2 separate regions of the Homo sapiens genome follow, and region 2 is linked to region 1. The links are chromatin loops, found by intact Hi-C in ENCODE. Cell type or tissue: endothelial cell of umbilical vein. All regions are shown on one strand. Each heading gives the region's core, and the rest is flanking DNA. Links, peaks and the distances in the headings are about the cores only.

What was found. Peaks named below come from ENCODE experiments on the same cell type or tissue, not always from the same donor. Only the 100,000 strongest peaks of a DNase experiment are listed, where the experiment ranks them.
Region 2: it touches region 1 in a loop (4-fold over the local background); 10 of 110 quality-filtered maps call a loop at or near these places.

Annotation. Positions count from the first base shown.
Region 1 is chr1:58,770,573-58,775,911 of GRCh38, reverse strand. It overlaps LOC105378751 (a long non-coding RNA gene), which reads right to left. Exons shown (of 4, transcript XR_007066137.1): 4 at 5,204-5,339. Among named protein-coding and RNA genes, the nearest start is that of JUN, 11 kb to the left of the region's middle. RefSeq lists enhancers at 1,708-1,767, 2,399-2,598. In endothelial cell of umbilical vein, for the core only: no CTCF peak of the experiment used is centred there; a DNase peak (open chromatin) is centred at 2,281; H3K27ac peaks cover 1,130 bases.
Region 2 is chr1:58,698,047-58,703,380 of GRCh38, reverse strand. MYSM1 (Myb like, SWIRM and MPN domains 1) reads left to right here and starts at 3,319. Exons shown (of 20, transcript NM_001085487.3): 1 at 3,319-3,396. The coding sequence starts at 3,329. RefSeq lists enhancers at 3,145-3,554, 3,765-3,824. In endothelial cell of umbilical vein, for the core only: a CTCF peak has its summit at 3,204; DNase peaks (open chromatin) are centred at 3,280 and 3,800; H3K4me3 peaks cover 1,362 bases; H3K27ac peaks cover 1,152 bases.

The DNA of each region.
Region 1 (5,339 bases), core at 340-5,339:
CCTGAGGACTGAATTAGTTATCAGAAGGTTCTTTGATGTGCACAGCATCTGAGCAAAGGTAATCAGATAGTCTCCTGGGATATTTTGTCCATGCCGCAGCAATGTCTAATGAACTCTCCTTGCCTCTCTGCAAACTCCCCCTCTCTGGAGAGAACGAACACTTCTGTGCTGAGAAGCCCTGAGAGTTTCTTGCTATACAAACTTCTTTCATGTACATCACTAAAAAACATTGTTTGATGATTGCCTCATTATTGCTTCAAACAATTGTGTTACCAGATGACCAATACAGTTATTGCCTTCTTAGGTTGTAGGTACTCACTGGTCCCCTGGACAGAATTTGAATATTTCCCAAATATCCTGAGGATTGTACATTCATCACCTTGGGCTGATGACTAATCTCTTCCAGGGTGTATTGATTGATCTTAGGTTCATGCTTGAAGGGGGAAACTTTTCCTGATATTATGTTATCCTGGAGAAAAATGGGCAGGCATCTGAATTGTTCTATTATTGACCATTCTACCAGTTAAGATGTGTGCAGGGGCCAGCAACAGAACATGCAACGTAAACCAGAAGACCAGCTATGAAACAAGTCCACGAGTGGCTAATGTAGTGGCTTAATGACATAATCACGGGTTCAGGTGCCTCCTATCTTTTCATTTCACCATTCTCAGTGTGTCAAGGAAGTTTCTTGTGAGCACTCAAGATACCTGCAGCATTTCCGGCATCATAAGTCAACACAATAGTCACCAGCAATGCAGGAATGTTTACTATCATCTTTCTGTTTTTATTAACAAGAGAAACTTTCCTAGCGGCTCCCCACCTCCACCCCAGTAGACTTGCCCTTTTGTCCCATTGGACAGGAGCAGGTCATATTCCTAGACTCAAAATCATTCATGACTAGGAAATGAACCCACCATGATTGCTTGTACTTTGCCATCTCCTACCTCCTTGAACTTAAGCGAGAGGACTTCTGACTTGCATCAGCCAATGAAATGCAAACAATGGTGACATATCACACCAAGATAGGACGCCTTGAGAGCAACTACAAGATTCAACATCTTCCCTTTTCTTTGCCTTGGCAACTGTGGACACACAGGAATGCAATGTCCATCAGCCTGTGTCCTTAAACGATAGTGATGTGGACAGAGTCCACTCTCCTCTCCCACAACTCCTGACCACCAGCATACCCACAGTGACCATTTAGCATGAGCAAAATCCCCCAAGAATTTGTTGCTTTAAGGCACTGAATTTGAGGGTTGCTTGTTCTTATAGCATTACCTAGTATATTCTAACTCTAGTAGGAACCAACAGTAGGAACGATATCCTCTGGTAGGAACCAATAATGCTTGCTACAAGCATAATAAAAACCGACACGTATATAATATTTATAATAGATACCATTTGCTACATGTCTCCTATGTAGCAGGCATTGTGTTAGGACTTCCAGGGTTGGTGTTAAGGGGAAATGGAGCATCAGGTCTTGTTCAACTTTAGGAAATAAGTGACTTGTAGAAGCTCAAGCTGAATCCAACTCTTCCTGACTCCAAAGAACTGGCTTTGTCCACACAGGACCTTGCTCTTGAATAGTACTGCCATGTAAATTTCTATCTCATTGAACTCTGCAACTTCTCTGCCACACAGGCACTGTTATTTCATTTTGTATATGAGGAACTGAGATTTAGAGAAAAAAACTATCTTGCCAAACTTCAGAGCTAGAAAGACACTAGAGCCTCTGCCCTTCCCACTGTTCCTCACTGCACTTCTGAACAAACACATCAGGAATTGAGGTATTATGAGTTAGGGGAGAGAATTGAGGTATTATGACTCAGAGGCATGCAGATTTTGGAGTGAAGTGCCCCTGCGTTAAATCTAGCCTCTGCCACTTGTAGCTGGGGAGCATGGAGCCAGTCCCTTACCATTGATTGCTAATCCTCAATTTCTTTCTTTGCAAAAATGAGGCCAATCATGGCTGCCACAGAAGGTTGTTGGGAGGAACATACATCTAAAGCACTTATATACAGCAGGCACAGAATAATTAGCTAGTTTTTACTGTCGACTTGTTAATTTAAGAAAAAAAAATCAGGAATACAATCAGGAATACATACACACACATACACACACACACACACACAGCTGAAATAAAAACATTTCCCATTAAGATTCAACGAGGTCTCACAGGGCCTACTTCTTGGTCATATAAGGGCTGGCAGGTCCTCTCTGTGGGCTGGAGAAAAGTTTTGTTTCCCCAGCTGCACTCACGGGGGAATACTCTGCAGGCACTGCATTGTGAACCTGTTTGGCTTGGCTCAGAGGCCTGTCAGCACATTCAGGAAGTGAAGTCAGAAAGAGGCAGGATTTCAAACAGAGCCAGCTGCACACAAATGCCCAGGCAGTGAAATGCCTTATTCGAGCAGGGTGCCTATCAGCCTGGCTTGCCCTAGGTGCTGTCAAAGAAGCCTCTGAGAGTGGCTCTGTGCCAGAAAAGGAAGAAGCAATCACCAGCACCCAGGCTAAGGCCATAGCTTCCACAACAAGGTGGCCTGGGGGCTGTGCAGGGGTCATCTCAGCCAGTCTCCTGCCTTAGGCTCTCTGAGCTTGCTCTAAACCTGAGCTCTCTGAACTTGCTAGGTGGAGGGCCTAATGTTTATCTCCTGGGAGTATTGAAGTCAAGGTGTGAGATTGGGAGAAGAGATGAGGGAAAGGACAGCAAAATGAAGGAATGGGTTACCAGTGTTGGGGAGGGGAGGGAGAGAACTGGATGAAGTGCCTGAGAGGATATGGAATCCTGAGAAAGAACCATGCTGCCACTCTCCAGCCATATTCGCATGCCGAGGAAACAGCATAGTGGCTAAGATCTGAATTCTAATATCAACCTCGAGCTGTCAGTGGGAAAATATTTCACTTGTCTAAGCCTCAGTTGCATTCACTGTGAAATGGAGATAATATAATATCTACTCCCATTGTGTTGCTGTAACGATTAAATAGGTCAATATATGTAAAAGAGCTTACTTAACCTAGTGCCAGCAAATCATAAATGTATCAGTTAGAATTCCATGGTTGCAAGAGGCAGGAAACTTAGTTTAAATGGAAAGGATTTTTATTGAAATATATCAGTCAAAAACCATCATAGATGTAGCTCCAGACATGGCTATATACAGGGTTCAAATGGTATCATCAGGCTTTGATTTCTGTCTGTCACTCAGCTTGCTCTGGAAAGTGTTAGCTTCATCTTCAGTCTCCATGTGGTAGTGTCCAGAAAGTCCCAACTCTCCATCCATAGGGGTCAGAGGGCTACAGCAATTTCTCACAGCCTCCCAGAATTATGCTTCATTGATCTAATTGGGTCACATACACATCCCTGAACCAATCAGTATGGCCAAGGGGTGAAGTGGGATATATTGACCAGCTTAAGTGTAGGTCAAGTGCCCACCTCTGAAACCAAGGTTGTGGAGTCATTCAAAGCACATGGCCAGACAGGGAGGAAAGAGGGTATCTTCAAAGGAAAATCAGGATCTAGGAGGGAGTAGATACTGGGGGGATCAAAAGAAAATGTCAACTACCAGAGCTCATCCATTTAGTGATTATTGTTGCTGTTATTATTATCAAACCTTGCAGACCAGGCTAGAGGTATCTACTGCCTTTCTAAAATTGGGTCACAATGCATTACTCATTATTTACTTTTTGGTCTCTCAATGGGCAATTCTGGTCAATGTCTTCTTAAAGTCTTATCTTAGGAAAGTGAATATCGGGCCAGGCGCAGTGGCTTGCACCTGTAATCCCAGCACTTTGGGAGGCCGAAGTGGGTGGATCATGAGGTCAAGAGATCGAGACCAGCCTGGCCAACATGGTGAAACCTCGTCTGTACTAAACATACAAAAATTAGCTGGGTGTGGTGGTGCACACCTGTAGTCCCAGCTACTCAGGAGGCTGAGGCAGGAGAATTGCTTGAACCAGGGAGTCGGAGGTTGCAGTGAGCTGAGATCTTGCCACTGCACTCCAGCCTGGCAGCAGGGCGAGACTCCGTCTAAAAAAAAAAAAAAAGAAAAGAAAAGAAAAGAAAACGTGGTTCCTTCAGGGGGAGGGGACAAGGTAGGAGGGGAGGCCACAGGGGCAGGTGGTTCCAGATAGTATGTGGTTTAACTTGCCATATCGGAATATAGTACCCTCAAGTCGTCAACAAACTGAGCAGCCAGATGATGGTGAGCAAAGAAAACCCAGGTTTTTTCTGAAAATCACACTAGTTCATTCTTTTTTTTTTTTTTTGGATAACCAAAGTAGTTTTGGTTTTTTTTTTTAATTATTATACTTTAAGTTTTAGGGTACATGTGCACAATGTGCAGGTTCGTTGCATATGTATACATGTGCCATGCTGGTGCGCTGCACCCACTAACTCGTCACCTAGCATTAGGTATATCTCCCAATGCTATCCCTCCTCCCTCCCCCCACCACAGCACAGTCCCCAGAGTGTGATGTTCCCCTTCCTGTGTCCATGTGTTCTCATTGTTCAGTTCCCACCTATGAGTGAGAATATGTGGTGTTTGGTTTTTTGTTCTTGTGATAGTTTACTGAGAATGATGATTTCCAATTTCATCCATGTCCCTACAAAGGACATGAACTCATCATTTTTTATGGCTGCATAGTATTCCATGGTGTATATGTGCCACATTTTCTTAATCCAGTCTATCATTGTTGGACATTTGGGTTGGTTCCAAGTCTTTGCTATTGTGAATAGTGCCTCAATAAACTGCACAGCAAAAGAAACTACCATCAGAGTGAACAGGCAACCCACAAAATGGGAGAAAATTTTCGCAACCTACTCATCTGACAAAGGGCTAATATCCAGAATCTACAATGAACTCAAACAAATTTACAAGAAAAAAACAAACAACCCCATCAAAAGGTGGGCGAAGGACATGAACAGACACTTCTCAAAAGAAGACATTTATGCAGCCAAAAAACACATGAAAAAATGCTCACCATCACTGGCCATCAGAGAAATGCAAATCAAAACCACAATGAGATATCATCTCACACCAGTTAGAATGGCAATCATTAAAAAGTCAGGAAACAACAGGTGCTGGAGAGGATGTGGAGAAATAGGAACACTTTTACACTGTTGGTGGGACTGTAAACTAGTTGAACCATTGTGGAAGTCAGTGTGGCGATTCCTCAGGGATCTAGAACCAGAAATACCATTTGACCCAGCCATCCCATTACTGGGTATATACCCAAAGGACTATAAATCATGCTGCTATAAAGACACATGCACACGTAGTTCATTCTTAAGGCAGAACCATTCCTGTGGTAGTTGCCTCTGCACTACCTTATTTAAAACTGAC
Region 2 (5,334 bases), core at 335-5,334, 73 kb after region 1:
AGCTAATTTTTATACTTTTAATAGAGACAGGGTTTCACCATGTTGGCCAGGATGGTCTTGATCTCTTGACCTCGTGATCTGCCCGCCTCGGCCTCCCAAAGTGTTGGGATTATAGGCGTGAGCCACCGCGCCCGGCCCTTTTTTTTTTTTTTTTTTTTTTTTTTTTTTTAAGACAGGGTCTCACTCTTGCCTGTGCTAGAGAGCTTTACTTCTCAGGCTCAAGTGATCTTCCTACCTCAGCCTTCCCACACCCCACCCTGAGTAGCTGGGACTACTAGCATGCACCACTGCACCCGGCTAATTGTTTCATTTGATTTTTTTATAGAAACAGGTGTCACTATGCTGCTCGGGATGGTCTTAAACTCCTGGGCTCAAGCAATCCTCCCACCTCAGCCTTCCAAAGTGTTGAGATTGTAGGAATAAGCCACAGTGCCTGGCCTGAAATTGCACATTTGATTGATTTTATGAGGGCAGACACTGAGTCAATCTCATTCAATGCATCAGTACCAAGCACAGTAGGAATGCTACAAGTTTCATGAAACACTAATTCTGAATTATTCATTCTGCTTTCAAACTACTTGGTGAGAAATGAGTCTTTCAACAAGTCCTAGGGTTGCAGGATTAGAGGGAATTTTAAATAGTAGACCAGGCCTCTGGAGTTCATCTGCATGTGAGCTCATAGCTCTATCCTGTTGGAAGGAGTTAGACCTAGACCCTTAACGAGCCAGTTTCACATAAAGCCAGTGGACCCAGTGCAGGGTGTGGGGTGTGTACGGGAAAGCTTTATGCTAGTGTCTCTGTTCAGGGGGGTTTTGAGACGAATTGGGCAACTCTGAATTCTGTACAGGCCTTTCCTTCCACATATATTTTAATGCCTACTGATATCTGGCACTGGACCAGAAACATTTTTGCGTCTGCATTGCCAGAGATGCTGTTCACATGGTATTCTGCATTATGCTCTAGAAAGCACCATTCTCATTTGATATCATGTATATCCAGACAGCCCTGCCAGGGTCCCCATCCCTGCCTGCTATGTAAAATCAGTGAAAAGCATACCATTTTACATTTGTTTTGATGATTTAGCCCATTACATCTTTTTTTTTTTTTTTTGAGACGGATTCTGGCTCTGTCGCCCAGGCTGGAGTGTGGTGGCGCGATCTCCGTTCACTGCAAGCTCCGCCTCCTGGGTTCGCGCCATTCTCCTGCCTCAGCCTCCCGAGTACCTGGGACTACAGGTGCCCACCAACACGCCCAGCTAATCTTTTGTATTTTTAGTACAGACGGGGTTTCACCGTGTTAGCCAGGATGGTCTCAATCTCCTGACCTGGTAATCCACCCGCCTTGGCCTCCCAAAGTGCTGGGATTACAGGTGTGAGCCACCGCGCCCGGCCAGCCCATTACATCTTTTTAAGAAACCCTAATTTTGCTCTAAATTAAATTCAACAGACATCTTTAAGTGCCTACTCTGTTCCAGGCATGGTGTTACCAGTGGGACTGGTTACTGGATAAGCCCACTGACAACAGAAGCAGCACTCCCATGGTGGCCTGAGAATGGGCCCTAGCAGTGTTTGGTTTCTGAACTGGGCTCTCCCTCTTTGCAATTCTTTCTCTCCATCTTTTGCCATCATATTCAGAGTGCAGCCTGAGAACAAAGGTGAGATGGGACAAATTGGGAATAGTGTGAGAAGTGAGGTCATTTAATTAATTAATTAATTCATTCATTCCTCTGTTCAATAGTTATTGAGCACCTGCTATGTGTCACTATGCTGAATATTGGTAGTGTAAGGACTAGCAGACGTGGTCTTTGTCCTTAAGGAATTCACAGTCCAGTGCAGAAGGCAGACGGATGAAAAATTACAAGGTGTGAGTGATAGCTGCTAAGGCAGGGGAATGCAGAAGGGTTTTTTTTTCTTTTCTTTTTTTTTGAGATGGAATCCCGCTCTGTCACCCAGGCTGGAATGCAATGGCGTGATCTCGGCTCACTGCAACCTCTGCCTCCTGGGTTCAAGCGATTCTTGTGCCTCAGCCTCCTGAGTAGCTGGGACTACAGTTGCCCACCACTACGCCCAGCTAATTTTTGTATTTTTAGTAGAAACGGGGTTTCACCATGTTGGTCAGGCTGGTCTCGAACTCCTGACCTTGTGATCCGCCCTCCCTGGCCTCCCAAAGTGCTGGGATTACAGGTGTGAGCCACCGCATCTGGCTGTCAGTATCTAATTTCTTGAGAAACTATAAACTAGACAGAAGTGGTGTTTATCCTCCAATTTCTAACAACATGATTGTTACATGGTGAGCACTCAGTAGAGGGTCAACAAAGCCTGGATTCTACTCCTGGCTCTGTCTTTGAAGCTACCTGTCCTTGGACAGTCATTTCAGCTCTCCAGGCCTCAGTTACCTCACCTGTAAAGTATAACTGGTGATATTAGCTCTGCCTACCTCACTGGGACACTGTAAGGATTAATGGTCATGAGCGTGATTTTTAAATTGCAAAGACGTCTACAAAATAAATTACACAATCATAAGTTATATTCTTAAATATTTGTTGAATTTTAAAATAAAAGTTGTTCAGCACTTAGGTGAAATGCTGAACGACTTCACATAAGTGCTGCACGACCCTTTTCTTTAAAAAACAAAGAGAGAGACTTAAATAACCAGCAGGTATGCAACCTTCAGTTCACAAAGCGGGTCTAGCTTGACTTTTTCATCAGTCCAGAAAGATACTGCTGTTATCCCCATTTTATCAGTGAGAGCAGTGAGGTCCCAAAGAATGTGTGCAAGAACAGAAGCTCTTAGAAGCTCAGGAGGGCCCGGGCGCGGTGGCTCACGCCTGTAATCTCAGAGCTTTGGGAGGCCGAGGCGGGCGGATCACCTGAGGTCGGGAGGTCGGGAGTTCGAGACCAGCTGGGCAACATGGTGAAACCCTGTATCTACTAAAAATACAAAAATTAGCCGGGCGTGGTGGCGCATGCCTGTAATCCCAGCTACTTGGGAGGCTGAGGCAGGAGAATCGCTTGAACCCGGGAGGTGGAGGTTGCAGTGAGCTGAGATACGCGCCATTGCACCCAAGCCTGGGCAACAAGAGTGAAACTCCCTCTCAAAAAAAAAAAGCTCAGGCGTGGGCCACTTCCCAAGGTCTCTACATGTCAACAAGTTAGAAAGGACCAAGCCCCAGGCCTCTGGGGGCGCCTTTGCTCTGGAAACCCCGCCTCCCGGCACGGGAGGGGCCGGACGACGCTTCAATCCCGCCCCGTGACGCGTTAGGCCCTGCCCCCGGGCCATCTTCGTCTCGCGGGATCTCTCGGGAGGACGGACGGGGTCAGGTCCCATCATGGCGGCTGAAGAGGCGGATGTGGATATCGAAGGGGACGTGGTAGCGGCGGCGGGGGCACAGCCAGGGTGAGGCTTAGAGACCGGGTCTCTCTGGGGCGGAGAGGGGAGTGGATTGAAGGAGCGGGCCCTGGGAAAGCTGCAGGTCCGGCAAGGGAAAAGGGAACAGAAGACTGTCCCCTGGGCCAGGGTCTCTTGTTGGCCTGGGAGGCACCTCGCCCGCCGGCTTGTCCCAAGCCCAGCGGGCAGGGCGGTTACCTGGAGCTCAGGTACTCCTGGGTCGCTTTCACCTTTTGCCGGATGCTGTGAGGGCACCGATTTCGCCTACCACATTGCGTTTGATTTACATTTAGATTCCTTCTTCCGTTCCCTCCTTTTCAGGATCTCATCGACAGTAACTAGAACAAGAGCGGCTACGGACGAGACCTGAGGTCAGGGACTCTTGTTCTATGGCTTGCTAGCCGTGTGACCTTGGGCGAGTCGTTTCATCCCTTCTTCCACATGGGGATAGTTGTAAAACTTCCCGAGAAGCAGGTTGACTTAAATGGGCCAGGTTTTAGAGTTGGACAGTTCTGGGTTTTCCTTCTGCATTTGCTCGCCCTACCAGTTAATAGCAATGTGACCTTGGGCAAGACACTTAACTTGTCTGAGCCTCAGACTGCTCATATTTAAACTGGGAGTCATGATATGTAATTGGGAGGATCAAATGAAATGATTATGAGATATGCTTTAGCATACGGTAGGTGCCCTCTGAATGTATTCTTTACCATCCTGTTACCCTCGGGGACAGTACTGTGAGAATCCAGTAAGGGATCACATTTTTTAAAATACCTGTTCCAGCAGAACAAACAGCCCAGTGTGATTTGACACAGAACCTCCTTTGACTCCTTGCTTTCTGAATCAAAAATGAGTCTCCTTTTAGTCATGAAGAGTCCTAGACTAGCCAGGAATCAGAAAGCCTGAGTTCTAAAGTCAGCCAGCTATGTTGTTTATAATTATGTACAATTTCCTTAGAACTGTATTAGCTTGAACCATATGAAATTGCCAATATTTAGACCATTTTTGTTCTATAAAGCGGCAACTTCATGTAGTTCAGCCTAATATTAGGGCCTCTGTGAACAGGGGAGAAGTACTAACCCAGCGCTTGAGGCACTAAGATAGTGTGTTTAGAAGTGTATCATGAACTCTAAAGCCCTATAAAGACGTGAGGGGTGATTAAACTCATATGGTCATTGTCCCTCAAAGCTTTGCAGATGAGTAGGGAGCCCTTAATAACAATACTTGTTGACATTCATTTAGTGTTTAAATCTTGACCAAGTGCTTTTGCATGTTTGATTTAATTTACTTTTCGCAACAAGTTAATGAAATAGGTTGGCAGGGATACTTATCTGCAGTCTAGAAAGAAATGAGCTGGCCTTGGAAACACTGAAGATTGGTCACCTGAGGGCATTGGCTGTATGCTTCTTCCATAGATTTATCTTTCTGATTGTGTTTCATTTTTCCCCTTTTCTCTTTCTTCCTATTTTAGTTGAGGCCTAGGTCTACTGGTGGCACTTGTGGTAACAAGCAGGATTACAAAGGTTATTGGTTCCTGATGATGGTTACAATTATTGTCTTATACAACCCCAAGGAGTATCATTAATATTATATTCTGGGCCAGGCATGGTGGCTCACGCCTGTAATCCCAGCACTTTGGGAGACCGAGGCGGGCAGATCACGAGGTCAGGAGATCGAGACCATCCTGGCTAACACGGTGAAACCCCATCTCTACTAAAAATACAAAAAATTAGCTGGGCGTGGTGGTGGGCGCCTGTAGTCCCAGGTACTTGGGAGGCTGAGGCAGGAGAATGGCGTGAACCCGGGAGGCAGAGCTTGCAGTGAGCGGAGATCACGCCACCGCACTCCAGCCTGGGCAACAGAGCGAGACTCTGTCTCAAAAAAAAAAAAAAAATATATATATATATATATAGTCTGATAAATAGTGTCCAGTGGTGTTGGAGCTCCAAC